Regions from separate parts of the Homo sapiens genome. Here region 2 is linked to region 1. A link is an interaction called in ENCODE POLR2A ChIA-PET data of the cell type or tissue named here. Cell type or tissue: OCI-LY7. All regions are shown on one strand.

Region 1 (2,500 bases):
AACAATGGAATATTATTCAGCCACAAAAAGGAATGAAGTCCTGATAAATGCTTCAGCATACATAAATGCCTCAGAAACATTATGCTAAGTAAAAGGAGCCGACACAAAAGGCCACATATTGTATGATTCCATTTATGTGAAATGTCCAGAACAGGCAAATCCATAGAGACAGAAAGTAGATTGGTGGCTGCCAGGAGCTAGAGGAAGGGGGAATAGGGAGTGACTGCTAATGAGCACAGCACTGCTTTTGCGGATGGTGATAATGTTCTGAAATAAGATAGTGGTGATGGTTGTACAACTTTGTGAATATACTAAAATTATTGAAATGTGCACTTTAAAAAGGTAAATTTTATAGCATGTGAGTTATATCTCAAGTTTTTGAAAATTAAAAAATATGACTAATCACAAAAACAACTAAAGTTCTGGTGAATTTTAAGTAGGTCACTGAATTTTGGGCGAGTCTCAGTCTTGTCACCTCTAAAATGAAGAAGTAGGGTCAGATGCTCTCTTTCATTCTAGCTTTAAATATTAGTGATTCTACTTGGAATATGATAGATTTCATAGCTTGGGAATCTCTTACAGTGAGAGCTTTGCCTATTGTCTGAAATACAGAACTGCAAGTAGAGATGCCTACATTCCGTCCTTGAGCGAGTACTGCCTGACTGCCATGAAGCATGCCACTTAAGATGTCAAAATCTTTCCTAGCAAGCAGACTCAGATAAAAGCAAAACAAAGAGAAGATGTCAAAACCCAAATATTAGGTTTTTCTTTTTATTTTATTATTATTGTTTTAGAGATGGTGTCTTGCTTTGTTGCCCAGGTTGGGCTTGAGCTCCTGGGCTCAAGCAATCCTCTTGCCTCAGCCTCCTCAGCAGCTAGGACTACAGGTGTGTACCACTGTGTATGACCTGTTTGTTTTTTATAAGGGGGTAAACATTTCTTTTTATTTGGATAAGCTTTATCCAAATAAGTTGGATTTCCTTTATCAAATTAGAAATCCAACTCCTTGATAAAACCAAAGATGCCATTAGGATAAAAAGCAGAAGCACTGCAAGCCATCAGAATTCAGTTGGCCAGCTCCTAACATCATGCAATAGGTTTTATCTAAAATAAAAGTTTCCTCTCACTCAAAATGAGGGCAGTTTAGGTAGTCATTTCTACTCCATTTTTCCTGAGTTTCACATTATTTCTGTCATCTTTTTGTAACTTTTCTGTTTTAGCCTATTCAAACTACTCAACTGCAACAATTGCTGTCAAACACTAAATCCCATGAGGGTTTGTACCTATTCTAAATAAGCAATTGGTTCAAGTTACCAAATAAAAATGTCAGACAACCCAAGCTGCAGAACCAGGCTGACAGCCAACTCAATGGGACAAAGGACAGCTGAAGAGATGTGACACAAAAAAGTTTCAGGCTGTTCCAACAAAGAATTAAAAGGAAATAAAACCACAATTGAGATATAGAAGAACATCTAGTGTTTCAACCAATTGCCAGTAGGCATCTAATTCAAATCACTGAATAAAACAAGGAATCCCCAAAGCCAAATAGAAGCATCACAATAAATCATATGAGTAGACAAGGATATAAATTGGGCCCTGTGCAAAGAAAATCCTTGTAGTTTTAATTGCCTCTTCCCTAGCCACTCCCCAACCTCCTCTACCCTCAATTTTTGCCATTTTTTGTAAACGACAACTCCACTCTTCATCAATCTGTTAGGAAATCTTGTTGACTCTACCTTTAAATATACAGAGAATTAGAATACTTCTCACCACCTCTACCACTAACAAGACATAATTTTCTCTTGCTTGAATTATTGCAATGGCCTCCTAACTGGACCCCCAATTTCCAACCTTGCCCCAAATACAATCTCTTCTCAAAAGCAAGTAGAGTGATTCTTTCAAATGAGAAGACCAATGATGTCACCTCTTTGTACAAAACCCTCTAAAGATTTTTAATTTCACTCAGAGTAAAAGCCAAAGCCTTTACAATGGCCTGCAAGGCCTGAGAAGATCTGGTTTCCCATTTCCTCTCTGGCTTCAGGTCCCATTACTCACTGTGTTCCAGACACACAGAACTACGTACACTTCTTCAAATTTGTGCCCCAGGGCCTTTGCTCTTGCTGTTCCCTAGTTATCTGCAGGGCTTACTCACCCTGTTAAGAAGTCTGTTAAAATGTTACCTCGTTGAAGCCTTCCCTGATTCTCACCCTCACTCCTCAGCAACTGCTTCATTTTTCTCAATAGCACTTACCACCCGCTAACCTTCCAACTTACAGTTTGCTCATTTACTTTCTTTATAATCTGTCTGCCCCCAGTAAAATATAAACTCCACGAGTCTTTTTACTTACTATTGTATCTCACCACCTAGGACAGCAGATGCTCACTAAACGTGTGTTGCGTGAACTCACCAGTGTCCCCTGGGTCAGTGCTCTGAAGAAATGTACGGCAGCGCTCCTTGTGCTCCTCAAGGGAACTTCTCTGCTTGTAACTCCTTCCACAA
Region 2 (2,500 bases), 160 kb after region 1:
AACAAAGACAGTAACAGCCCTTTCCCAAAGCAGACCTCCTTCTTGCCTGGGGACTAGATTGCCTTTGTAGAACTAACATTAGCCACAAGATCAGAAATTATGGTTTAGGAGTCGTGCCGCTGGAGGCTCCCTAAACTGCTCCGAAGATCAGGGCTTGAGATATTTTGCAGACCCTGCACTTGATGGATCAGCTGGCCCCACCCAGATCAATAAACTGGCTCCTCTGATCTTGTGGCCCCCACCCAGGAACTGACTGAGCACAAGAAGACAGCTTTGACTCCCTGTGATTTCATCTCTGACCAATCAGCACACCTGGTTCACTGGCTTCCCCGCAACCCACCAAGTTATCCTTAAAAACTCTGCCCCCGACGTGCTCATAGAGACTGATTTGAGTAATAATAAAGCTCTGGTCTCCACACAGCCGGCTCTGCATGAATTACTCTTTCTCTATTGCAATTCCCCCGTCTTGATAAATCGGCTCTGTCTAGGCAGCACGCAACCTGAACCCCTTGGACGATTACAGGCCCACACAGCCCTTCCGCCACCAGCTTCTTCCTGCCCTACAGAGCTGAGGCCTGGAGTGGCAGAGAAAGCCAAGGGTACCCTGAGGGAGCACCCAGCTGAGGGGGAGTGAAGCTCCACCCCTTCCTGAATTGGGCTCACAAACAGAGGCTTCGAGAGCACAACCCTAAGACTGAGGTCTCCTACAGAGTGAGGGGCATCAAAGCCAGAGGAACCCGGGGAGCTTATTCCAAAGGGAGGGACTGCCTCCCCCATTGGACTAAAGGGAGTTCGAACTGCTAGAAATGGTTTCGCCTTAGCTCTCTGAGAATCTGCCATCATCAACCTCTCTTACCTCCAAGGAACAGTCACCCCAAACCAGGAAGGCAAAGGGAAAGCAGAACAAGGCCCCCAAGCTGCCAAATGGATGCCACCACAAGCCCACCCCTTCATTCGACAAGAATCTGTTGGTCGGGCGCGGTGGCTCCAGCCAGTAATCCCAGCACTTTGGGAGACCAAGGTGGGCCCTGAGCTCAGGAGTTCGAGACCAGCCTGGCCAAGATGGTGAAACCCCGTCTCTACTAAAAATACAAAAATTAGCCGGGTGTGGTGGTGCGGGCCTGTAATCCTAGCTACTCAAGAGGCTGAGGCAGGAGGATCGCTTGAACCCAGGAGGCAGAGGTTGCAGTGAGCCAAGACCGTGCCACTACACTCCAGCCTGGGTGACAGAATGAGACTCTGTCTCAAAACAAACAAACAAACACCATCCGTTGAGTTCCTGTGCATGGCAGGCGCTGCAACTACAAAGATCAGGAAGTTGTGCCTGACCCTGGGGACCTGACAGGCTAGTGTATCAGTGATGACAGTCCAGGAAGACAGGGCTGTGCACAGGGGCCCTGTGAACCCATAAGGAGCATCTCAATCAAACACCGACAAAGGGTCATGTACTTTGCTCACAGGAACCCTCGCTCAGAACTCATTTATTCTTAGTTTACAAGAGTTCTAATAATTTCAGAACTGTGGCTTCCTGCTTATATCAAGTTAGAAACAGTATTTCTGAAGTAGCAAAAATTATATTACAGAGGGTCAGAATAACAGCAGTGAGAAAGTACACCCTAACGACGGGGAGGGACATGATTAAAAGTCTAAGAACTCAAAAGGCATTGTCACAGGGCATTTTAGTGTCTCTTAAATGGCCCTGTGTGGAAAACTGACTCCCCCTGCCTCACAGGGGCCTATGGGCATTGGCAAAATGCATGAGATCAGTACATTGACTTCGGGTTACCTGCAGAAAAGTTCAAATCTTGGAGTGTCCATTCTCAGAAGCAGGGAGCTGGTGATGCACTTGAGAAAGAATTTCCATCAAGGACTGAAGTAAATAAGGCAGAATGACTATTGGAAAATGCTACTTCAACCTCAACTACTTCCTTGTTCCTTCTTCCCACTGGTCGAAGATCTGCCCCTGGGGCCATGCAAAACAAACCAGCCTAAAAGCCTAGTCTTTTTTTTTCTTTTTTCTTTTTTTTTTTATTTAGAGACAGGGTCTCACTCTTTCTCCCAGGCTGGAGTGCAGTGGCGTGATCACAGCTTTTATGTCCCACTACCACCACACACGCATATGTGAGCACACACACACGTATCTGCCTCGGGCCCCTGTAATGCAGTTGATCTTCCCCAATCATAATATATATTTCAGCCGGGCACAGTGGCTCACGCCTGTAATCCCAGCACTTCGGGAGGCCGAGGCTGGTGGATCACCTGAGGTTGGGAGTTCAAGACCAGCCTGGCCAACCTGGCAAAAACCCGTCTCCACTAAAAATACAAAAATTAGCTGGGCATGGTGGCGGGCGCCTGTAATCCCAGCTACTCAGGAGGCTGAGGCAGAAGAATCACTTGAACCCGGGAGGCAGAGGTTGCAGTGAGCTGAGATCACGCCGTTGCACTCCAGCCTGAGTGACAGAGTGAGAATCCGTCTCAAAAAAAAAATATATATATATAT

The links. ChIA-PET counts read pairs that join two places held together with the same protein. Peaks named below come from ENCODE experiments on the same cell type or tissue, not always from the same donor. Only the 100,000 strongest peaks of a DNase experiment are listed, where the experiment ranks them.
Region 2: POLR2A ChIA-PET joins it to region 1 with 7 read pairs; 4 of 35 experiments call an interaction of 5 or more read pairs at or near these places.

The regions. Positions count from the first base shown.
Region 1 is chr17:39,785,850-39,788,349 of GRCh38, forward strand. IKZF3 (IKAROS family zinc finger 3) reads right to left here. Exons shown (of 8, transcript NM_012481.5): 6 at 2,409-2,500. Among named protein-coding and RNA genes, the nearest start is that of GRB7, 49 kb to the left of the region's middle. In OCI-LY7, no CTCF peak of the experiment used is centred here; a DNase peak (open chromatin) is centred at 1,311; H3K27ac peaks cover 2,125 bases.
Region 2 is chr17:39,947,361-39,949,860 of GRCh38, forward strand. No RefSeq gene overlaps it. Among named protein-coding and RNA genes, the nearest start is that of GSDMA, 14 kb to the right of the region's middle. In OCI-LY7, no CTCF peak of the experiment used is centred here; a DNase peak (open chromatin) is centred at 1,341.